2 separate regions of the Homo sapiens genome follow, and region 1 is linked to region 2. A link is an interaction called in ENCODE POLR2A ChIA-PET data of the cell type or tissue named here. Cell type or tissue: OCI-LY7. All regions are shown on one strand. Each heading gives the region's core, and the rest is flanking DNA. Links, peaks and the distances in the headings are about the cores only. Region 1 has its middle 210 kb from the start of LINC02344. Region 2 has its middle 45 kb from the start of RFC3.

Region 1 (5,394 bases), core at 155-5,154, 230 kb before region 2:
GCTCCCAGGTTCAAGTGAGTCTTCTGCCTCAGCCTTCCTGAGTAGCTGGGATTACAGGCATGTGCCACCATGCCTGGCTAAAATTTTGTATTTTCCTTAGTAGAGATCAGTTTTCTCCATGTTGGTCAGGCTGGTCTCGAATTCCTGACCTCAGGTGATCCACCCGCCTTGGCCTCTCAAAGTGCTGGGATTACAGGTGTGAGCCACCGCGCCTGGCCTAATTTTTTGTATTTTTAGTAGAGACGGGGTTTCACCGTGTTAGCCAGGATGATCTCGATCTCCTGACCTCGTGATCCGCCTGCCTCGGCTTCCCAAAGTGCTGGGATTACAGGCGTGAGCCACTGTGCCTGGCCCGAAAGGTGAATGTTCTTTGCCTTATTTTAAACTTTATTGTAATAAATTCACTAATGAAGCAGGCAGAGAAGATGTAAAGGACACTTCATTAGTAATGCTATATTTCATATACCTGCTGTATTTTGGGAGCATTATTGCTATCATTTGGTTTGTTGGATCCCTCCAAATCTCACGTTGAAATTTGATCCCCAGTGTTGGAGGTGGGGCTTAATGGGAGATGTTTTCAGACATGGGGGTGGATCCCTGACACAGGGCTTGATGCCCTCCTAGTGATAATGAGTGAGTTTTCTATTAGTTGCTGTCAGAGCTGGTTGTTAAGAGCCTGGCACCTCCCTCCTATCGATTTTCTTGCTGCTTTGTCTTGCTTCCTCGCTTACCATGTGATCTCTGCACATGCTGGTTCTCCTTCACCTTCACCCACAAGTGGAAACAGCCTGAGGCCCTCACCAGAAATAGCTGCTGGTACCATGCTTCTTGTACAGCCTACAGAACTGTGAGCCAAGTAAACCTCTTTTCTTCATAAATTACCCAGCCTCAGGTATTCCTTTATAGAAAAATAAATGGACTAAGACAGTTGTTAAATAACCTTATTTTGTTGACTAAAAGTAATTAGTATTTTATGACATTTATTTATTATGGCTGTTAACATTACAATTTATCCTGGCTAATTTCATCAGTAAACACTCTTATGAAATGATACTGTAGTTTACTTTCAACCAAGAATTGGTTGACTTTGATACAGTAATTAGATTAGGATTCCCACGTCAGATTTTCTTTCAAAAATAATTCCTATTATTATGTGGAAGCCTCCTTTTCTGATTTTTTTCTCTTATTTTCTAAGAACATAATATGTAAATGGATGTATAATGAATATTTGTGGCAAAAAGCATTTGTCTAAGAAGAATTAAGTTGATTCAGCTGTTAAAGGGGTCTTAGTTGTTAGAGCTTTTTGGCGGTTTATTTGCTATAATCAATAGACTTATTAATACTTTTAATTTTAGCCTAATAGTACTAATAGTCACATTTTGACTAACTATTGGGCCAGTTTTTCTTTGTCATTCATTGGTAGTTGAGTCTCTGTAGCCTTTATACTGCCCTATTTTTGGTTTGCCACATTTTAAATCTCAAACTGCCTATAATTTATACTGTTAGTCTTTGGAAATAAGTTTGAATTGACTATTCTGCTAAACTCATTTTAATGACCATGCTCCCTTGTGATGAGCTAAATTTATTTATTATTGTGTTGTCGTATTAATTTTTTTTTTTTTGAGACAGTCTCACTCTGTCGCCCAGGCTGCAGTGCGGTGGCTCAGTCTCCACTTACTGCAACCTCCACCTCCCGGGCTCAAGTGATTCTCCTGCCTCAGCTTCCTGAGTAGCTGGGATTACAGGCAAGATTAATGTTTTTTATTTGTAATCAATTTAAGCCTAATACATGTTCTAATAATTTTTGTATTTCATATATGGATAAATTATAATAATTCTTTTAAAGTGAAAGTATTGATGAGAGATACTTTTTTTTGGAATAGCTCATTTTAAGCCCCTGATACTTGATATGGATAAAATATTTTCAGTGTTTAATAAAATGTTGAAATATATTTAACTTTACTAATTTGAGCCCTGCCAATTATAATACTTTAGAAAAAGTGAAAATATAATAGTACATTTATAAGGCTTTTAAGTATTCACAAAATAGTCATTTCCCAGTAGATGTTTTTCAGCTCTTATGATACAGTGTTTTCTTTTTCTTTTGGCCATGTATTGATCAGAATTAGTCATTAACTTTACTAACAACTGGATTTAGTTTGTCAGCCTTGATGGTTTGGTTACACAGATGTAGCTATTGTGTCAACCCCACTGTTTTAAATATGTTCCTATGCCAGGTGAAATTTGATCCCTTTAAGCAAATTTCTGTTAAACACTTTGTGTCAGTTTCAGTAACGTTTCCCCAATGAACATTCCTACTGTACAAAATTTTACATATGTGTATTTACATATTTATACTTTTTTCACAAATGTGGGAATTTAGGATACTATGTTTGTAAAAATTGGGCAATTTTTCTTGAAGATAATTTTTAAAATTACAGCAAAACATAGGGCCCTGAGAAGAAGAGGTAAAATATATGGAAGAGCAAGTATGTATAGATAATTTTGTAACGTAACCTTGAGAGAAATATAGAAAACTGAGACAACATAAGCCAAAGGAAAGGAATTGGGATGTAAAACCTTTAGGGTAGAGCAGTGCTCTGCTGTGGTCATTTATGCCTTGGCATTAAGTTCTTTTGAATATAAAACAATGCATTTAGAAGGATTTTAAGACTATATCACAGTGCACTGGCATTTTCTTCTTCAATTTTCCAGGGCTAAATAAGGTAATTGAATAATAAAACTTAAAAGCATTTTTCATTTCATGAAGATCCAAGAAAAAATATTTCATAACAATTTTTATTTACAAGAAGGAAAAACATATTCATAAGAATCTTAGATGATTAGTAGGTTAATGAAATAAAAAGTTTGTTAGGAAGAAGGAATACTAGTTATTGAACAATGCCAATTTTTTCTATTTAAAAATATTTAAAATGCCATTAGTTGATTTATTTAATGAGCCATCAGCCTTTATTTTAGATTCACTATAACTCTGATCTCCTAAACCTGCTTTTCCTATCAGGTCTTAAATATTTCATCCCTGCTTTCTTTTACAATATAGTTTTTGGGAATGTAACTATCATGTTGATAAGTAATGCTAGGTGAAGGAAAAAGTTAAAACAACTCCAATGCTAGGCAGTGATATACCATAGAAAAATAAATGAGCCAAAGATAGGGGAAGTGATTTTTTTTGGAGGAAGAAAACAGAAATGAGAACAAGAGGACATGGATGACTGCTGAAAAACTGACCAAGTTCCTCTTCAGTCTTCTAACAGAATTTGGAAGATGTTCTTAGCATGCAACTGTTGGTTGAAAAAAACCCAAATGTACAAGGGCCATCAGTTCTTAAAAGTGGAATAGTGCATAGAAAGCTTATTGACACAACATAGCAGTTTGATGAAATGGACTGAAGCCATTTCTGTGGAGTGGACTCGTGGAAAATGTGATGCCTGATTCATAAAATTGTACACAGTTGAATGTTGCTATATAGGTAAGGTTTTGCAAACTCAGGACTCTCAGGAAACATCAAAGGTATATAGTTGGCACACTTAATTTTAGATATGTGTGATACGTTTGTGATTTTTTTTAAAAAAATATTTCCAGGAATGCTTAAGAAGATTATACCACCTCATGCTATAAAATAAAACTAACTTGGAGAATTCAACAATGTTTGCTGTTTTAATATGCATCTTACAAAGATAATTATAAACACTGAGAGTATTTACTGCAATGCCCTGAATATAGTATGCCTAAAGAATTTTCTGTATAAAAATAATTGTATTTATTTTAGTTAAAAATTGAGTAAAATATACATGCATCAAAATAATTTCTAGGTAGACCAAAGTGATATATGTAAAGAAAGACAAAATCAAAAATCAGGAAATTGCTGGTGAATATCTAATCTCGGGATAGAAAAATATTTTTTTAAATCACAAAAGCAATCAGTAATCAAAAGAAAAGATGACTGATAATTATTACCATATAAATATTTTTAAACTCATGTGTTAACAATTTATAGAACAAATAAGTTCGAGAAAATGTTTGTCCTTAGCATGTCAGTTAATTAAAATAAAACACAGAAACTTCATACAGTTCAGCAAAGGACATCTTGATTTGTGCTTTGGAGAATCTATTGAGTTTTTTTGGTTACTGAGTAATAGTTTAGTTAGATGTGTTGCTATAGCTATACATTCTTCCATCTTATGTTTTCAAAATATTAAGTGTCCTCATTTATTTTTTGTGTAATTGAGAATAAACTGAAATCAAGTAATACACATTCTCTCATAAAAATAAATATACTCGGTCATTGAATTGTAAAGTGTGGATCCCAGGATGATATCATCATCACCTGGAAACTTGTTAGAAATACACATTCTTGTCCCCTGACCAAAATCTATTGAATGAGAAACTCTGAGGGTGAAGCCCAGCATTTTAAAATCTAAAAATCCATGTTTTAACCCATTTGGGGATACTAAATAAACTGCTGTAGTCCTTCAATAAGCCCATCACACATTTTCACCATGTCATCTATAGGCACTTTTTCTACGGTGTTAACATCATCTTCATCATCACTATTATCATAATCACCTTGATTAAGAACCATTTTGGCTATTTCCCCATGGATCAATGAATGAATAATTAGAGCCGCATTATTGCTGGTAAAAACTTACATGACATCTGTTTCTTCCATCTTACTGCCAGACTCTGAAGGTGTATTTTTTTGTATATGTATGGAGGTCAGACATTATTTTTTTTCTCATGTGACATATAGAAACCTTCAAAGTCACCACTTTGTTCATCACCATCACTGAACATAGTTATAGCCCAGAGGTTGTGCCAGGCATGCACAACTGTGTATTTGTCACTGTATTCCAAACATGGGCATTCTTCGTGCTAAACTCCTTTTGAAAACTTTCCACACTCATGCCTCTGTTCACTGTTGCTAGCATGCTGATCAAGAAACTTTTTATATTTATTCTTTATTGATCCAAGAACACCCTAGTCACATGGATGAATTAATGAAGTCACAATTAGGGTAAAATACATGACCTAAACATTTTTAATGAGAATTTCTGCTGGATGATGAGCAGAATCCTTATCAAGCAGTGCCAAAATCTTGCAGTCGTTAATCATTCAGTCTAGATTCCCTACAGCAAGCAAGAGCCACTAGTACCAAATGTTTGTGAAACCAATCAGAAAAGATATCCCTAATTCTCTATGCCTTTTTGTTAGCATAATAATTTACTGGAAAGAAATTTACTCCTTGAAAACAACAAGGATATAAGCTTTTGTCTATCATAGCAAGGTTTTCTTTATGCATGCGTGCTGCATTAGCACATCCCAGAACAGTTATTCTGTCCTTAGCATCCTTAATTCCTATTGAAGCTGTCTCAC
Region 2 (5,394 bases), core at 232-5,231:
CCAAAGATGAATGGACATGGAGAGGACTCTGAACCAACAGGCCTTGCCGAGTTCCCTCCAGTTCACTCACACCCTTTGTCTTATCACATTTCGCCATGACTCTGCTCTTCATCAAAACTAGCAAATCAACCCCCAGGTTCAACTGCTTCATTGGGTCTTAATTTCCTTAAGAAGTCTCCTGTGTCGTGTCAAACTTATATTAAATAAATTCATATGCTTTCATCTTGTTAATCTTTCTTTTAATATGGGGCCGCAGCCAATGAACTTAAGGAAAAGTTCATTTGGAGCAGAAGGAAAAGATATTTTTTGTCCCCCACATAATCAATAATATATGAAATAATAAGTGTAAAATTACTTTGTAGGTGACGCAGTGCTCAAGTAGTTCTGCTTTTGTCATCACTTTAAAAATCATAGTGACATGATTATTTGGCATTATTATTTGGTCTTTGGCGTGGAATTTTGTCAGAAGTTTTTTGAAATCCTCAGTAATGTCTTTCAGATCTTTTGGTCTGTTCTTCGTCCTTTAAGACATGGGTTCTTTTTATAAACGTTGGTTGTCTCTGCCACCATGCTGTGCTTGTCTAAGAATCCAGTGGTCTGACACCGGACTTGTTTGTACACAACTGGTGCCACACCGGTACTAGCATTTCTTCCGGGACACACAAATGAGAATGGGAGAAAGTTTTTGGAAGGTCAATTTTGATTCAACATATGGAAGAATGTCCTAAGTTGCCCAAAACAGATTGAAAAAATGGTGTTTATGTAAACTTCATTTACATAGTTTTACATAAAACAAATGATTTGACTTACAAGATAGTCCTTTATTCTGAGATCATATCTTATCAGTTTTTTTGGTAAGAAAATATTTTTTCTTTTAGAAATTATGACATTAGTGAATTATAGCAGTTTTATTTAAATGTCCTTACTCGGCAAAATAAAGGCTGAAAACACATTATTTGAAATTTTATAGACCCAGATGTCCATAAAGTCTGACAACCCCCGTTCCCCTAACTGCTCAACTCTGTTCCAAGCATCACATGATGTCAGATTTTCAAGTTGTTTATCTTGTTAAAAAATAAGAAGGAAAAATTTATTTGAATAATTTTGGAAAATTGTTTGCATATATTGATTTTTACTTTCTGGCTTATTCGGGTATTCTGCCTTTTCTAAGAAGAAAGTTTATTCCCTAAGAGGAAAGAAGCTAACGTGAATGAATCAGGAGAAGGAGAACCAAACCTAGTTAGCTGCACAAACTAATGAGAGGTGTTTGCTTATTCTGGTTCTTAGTTTTATAGTCTGAAAAATAAGGAAATGAGAAAGTGGTAAGATCTATTTTAGTAATAAAATTCAATTGAAAAACATAGTGTATATGTATGTATATATATGTATGTATGTGTATATGTATCTATAATATACACATATATACATATGTGCACTATACACATGTTTGTACAACATTGTATTTTGTGAGAATTAATCATTTTTGCTAATATTAGAAACTCAATCTATGAAACTCTGAAAACTTCACGGGGAATTAACACTTCAGGGAGTTTTTTTTTTTTTTAAACCCAAGGTCTTTTAAATCTTGGAAACTTGGGGAGTATAAGAATATTGCCAATATTTGCAAGGTGAAAAGAAATTGGACTATAAGGTATGATTGGAAATTTTTTATGAGCACCAATTTGCTGATGGGCTAATAAGCATTTACATTTGCTGATCTTGTAGTTAGCTGTTTAATTACTCAATTTGTGCATGCAAATGGCATCGTTTGAGTATAAATGGATGCAGGTGCAAATCTGCATGACTAGTATTAGAGTCTTATTTGAAACTTGCTCATGATCCTTCATTACTCTATACAGTACTTGAAAAATCAACCCTGGTTTTCAAAAATAGTCCTGAAACAAAGTAAAATCCTTATGGGCAAGATCATGTTTTTAATGTGATCACTCTCCCTAGATTTCTGTTTTGGGATTTTCATTTTTTATTTATTTGAGACAGATTCTCACTCTATCGTCCAGGCTGGAGTGCAGTGGTGTAATCATAACTCACTGCAGCCTTGGCCTTTCCAGTTCAAGCAATCCTTCTGCCTCAGCCTTCCCGAGTAACTGACACTACAAGCACACACCACCACACCTGGCTAATTTTTTGTATTTTTTGTAAAAATGGGGTTTTGCCATGTTTCCCAGGCTGGTTTCAAACTCCTGAGCTCAAGCGATCTGCCTGCCTCAGCCTCCCAAAGTGCTGGGATTACAGGCGTGAGCCACTGCAGCCAGTTGGGATCTTCTAAAGCTATTGTCTTACGGTGATGTTCATAGCTAATTTATAATAGCTTGAAAAAATAATGTGTTATATTTAGAGTTGTTAACATAAATTCTCAAGAATATTTTGTATCTTAGGGACTCAAAATCAAAATCATAAGAATATGACTAAATGCAGTGAGAAATCCAATTTGGCAATGCATTTTCTAGATTTCATAGATTTTCTCTGCATTACTCAGCCATTATATCTTGTGTTATGATACACTGTTAAACTAGATATCACAAATAACTCAGTGGTCACCATGTTAGAAAAATGTAACGGGGAATATCAAGTCTATACTACAGAATTTGGTACTCATAATACCTAACGTTGGGGGTGCTTTGAAGCTTACAAAACACTTACCTACATACGTTATCTTGCTTGATCCTACGACTTTCCAGTGAGCTTGACCCCTATCTTAGAGATGAGAAAACTGAGGCTTAGTGAAATAAAATTAATAGCTGTGATTTCACAAATACTAAGTTGCACAGCAGGATACTCTGTTTCATATTCTGACCTATTTCAATTATTCTACATTACTTTGATTTTATTGTTTGCTCTTGATTTGGCATGCTAATTTCCGTGACCTTCCCTCTCGCTTCAATGTTACAAAACTCTTAATTGTAAAGAGCATAGTTTATTCTTAGCTTTAGGTACAATGCTGAGGATAGATCTGCACACTAATGAAACACTCCCAAAATACTTGTCCTTTGTTTATGATGAGGGAGGTAAAGACTTGGTAACTAAGCTATGAAATTTAACTCATCAGTTACCTTTAATGAAGTTGGGAGTTAAATCTTGGCCTTCCTCAGTAGCCTCATGCTTCTAGCTTGTGCCTGCGAGGACAGTAGGAAAACCTTGCCCCAGAATGTAATGAGGAATGACTGGCAGAGACGGCCTGAGATATACATTTTAGCAATGCAGAATGTACTCAAGATGTGATAAAGGCATTTTCATCTCTGACATATCCAGGTATCCTCTAGTTAATAAGACTGGCATCTTTTCAAAATAGAAATTATGGAAGTGAGGACTGTAAAAACTCCAGAGCAATCTCATAGATAACGGATTCTCATCCACAAACATATGATTCCCTTATTGGAACAGGAGCCTGAGGCATTTCCATTTCTCTACTCTGAAGAAATCCTTCCTTCTTGGGAAATCAGCTCTGATATTCTCATCAGGGTACTTTCACCTCAACATCTAATTTGCTTCTAAAATGCAAGATTGAATAAATAGCTCAGGTTGTTTAAGAAAATATTTCTGGAGGGAATAAATATTCTCAGCTCTTGCTAATCAAGCTGTTTTTATTGTGCTCTCCGGAGTCCAGGCTCAAGGCTTTACCAAATGCCTTTGCAGAGGGCCGCATAAGGAAGATGACCTAATAACCTTGGTTCACAATTTCCCAGGCAAGCATGCCCCTAGGATAGGAGAGGCCACATTTCCATATGCACAGTCAGGAGTTTATGTGAAAACTCCTCTAACCTTCTGGGCTGCTCTGCCCAGTTCGCACTGGAGGCAGGCAATGGGGTAAGTTGGGAAAAGGACGCTCTCTACTTTCAGGATCCTATGGTTTCTCTTCTTGGCCCATCTCAAGGCTCCCAGAGGTGCTGCTTGCTTGCTGATATACAACCTGCTTGTCACTGGGCTTGGTTGGAAGGATTTATAATGAGATGGCTCATTTATTCAATTGACACTAACGGAATATGATGCTAAGAAACTGCCAATAAAAATAATAACAGCAGGCTGGGCGCGGTGGCTCACGCCTGTAATCCCAGCACTTTGGGAGGCCGAGGCGGGCGGATCACGAGGTCAGGGATCGAGACCATCCCGGCTAAAACGGTGAAACCCCGTCTCTACTAAAAATACAAAAAATTAGCCGGGCCTAGTGGCGGGCGCCTGTAGTCCCAGCTACTTGGGAGGCTGAGGCAGGAGAATGGCGTGAACCCGGGAGACAGAGCTTGCAGTGAGCCGAGATCCCGCCACTGCACTCCAGCCTGGGCGACAGAGCGAGACTCCGTCTCAAAAAAAAAAAATAATAATAATAACAGCAGCAGTGGTTATTGTGTTTTGACACCACTCTCCAGACACTGGTAACTACGTGTTATTTAATTCCCATAGCAATCATCCTACAGGTAGAAAAATGGAAACATTGAGGTTTAAGTATGCGAAAGAAAAACAGAATCTCAGGACCCCAAACTCACTATGCCAAAGGGAAAGTTAACTTGGTAACTGAGCCATGCAAAAACTATCTTCCTTTTGTTCCCAAACAGATAGCTGTAATTTCACATGCTTACTTTATCTTATGAAAAATGTAGATTTACCGAGCCACAAGAAGAATTCATAATTGACATTCCCTCACTCCCTCCTTTTTATATGTAAAATGTAGATTCACTGAGCACTAATCAGAGCCTTATCAGAATGTAATCACTTGCCTCATTGCCTGCCCCCCTCCTTTTTTTTCTTCCCCTCCTGCTTGCTCTTTCCTCTTTAAATATTGAAGTTCCCCAAATCTTCTTTATAAAAAGCACAGGTCATAGATGCTATTGTGACTTGTGTTGCTTTTTTCTGGGTGCATCCTCAACCTTGGCAAAATAAACCTCTGATAGATTGAGGTCTGCTTCAGTCACTTTTTGGTTTACAGTCTTGCCAGAATTCACATGGAAGAATCAGATATTGCACTCAGACCTGCCTGACTCTAAGCCAATGCTCTAATCGCTAGGCCATGCTAATCTTGAGTTTGACAGACAGACTTCTTAGAGAAAAATATGTATGTATATTTAATTGGGGGAAAATATCTGCCTCTAACGTTTGGTAGCTTTTCCTATCAGGTAGTTGCAGACCAAATGGATAAATATGAGGGGCTTTTCAAAAGGCAGAGGGAAAGAGTCTAGCTCCTTTTTGCAAGATGTGCATAAACAAAGGTCTCAGTACTTCATGCCACTTTAAAAATGCTCCCTCCTGTCTCCCTGCCATTTTATTGTGACTGACCTCCTGCATTCTTCCTTTAGATTCCAGCAAGCTCCAGCTGCTTCTGTTCCTGGCTTTGTATGCCAGTGTGGATGTGGCTCCCTCTGCCCAGACTGCCTGCAGCCAAAT

The links. Peaks named below come from ENCODE experiments on the same cell type or tissue, not always from the same donor. Only the 100,000 strongest peaks of a DNase experiment are listed, where the experiment ranks them.
Region 1: POLR2A ChIA-PET joins it to region 2 with 5 read pairs; 3 of 35 experiments call an interaction of 5 or more read pairs at or near these places.

Annotation. Positions count from the first base shown.
Region 1 is chr13:33,545,042-33,550,435 of GRCh38, forward strand. It overlaps a transcript of STARD13 not described here. Among named protein-coding and RNA genes, the nearest start is that of LINC02344, 210 kb to the left of the region's middle. In OCI-LY7, for the core only: no CTCF peak of the experiment used is centred there; a DNase peak (open chromatin) is centred at 3,250; H3K4me3 peaks cover 572 bases; H3K27ac peaks cover 2,180 bases.
Region 2 is chr13:33,770,558-33,775,951 of GRCh38, forward strand. No RefSeq gene overlaps it. Among named protein-coding and RNA genes, the nearest start is that of RFC3, 45 kb to the right of the region's middle. In OCI-LY7, for the core only: no CTCF peak of the experiment used is centred there; no DNase peak of the experiment used is centred there.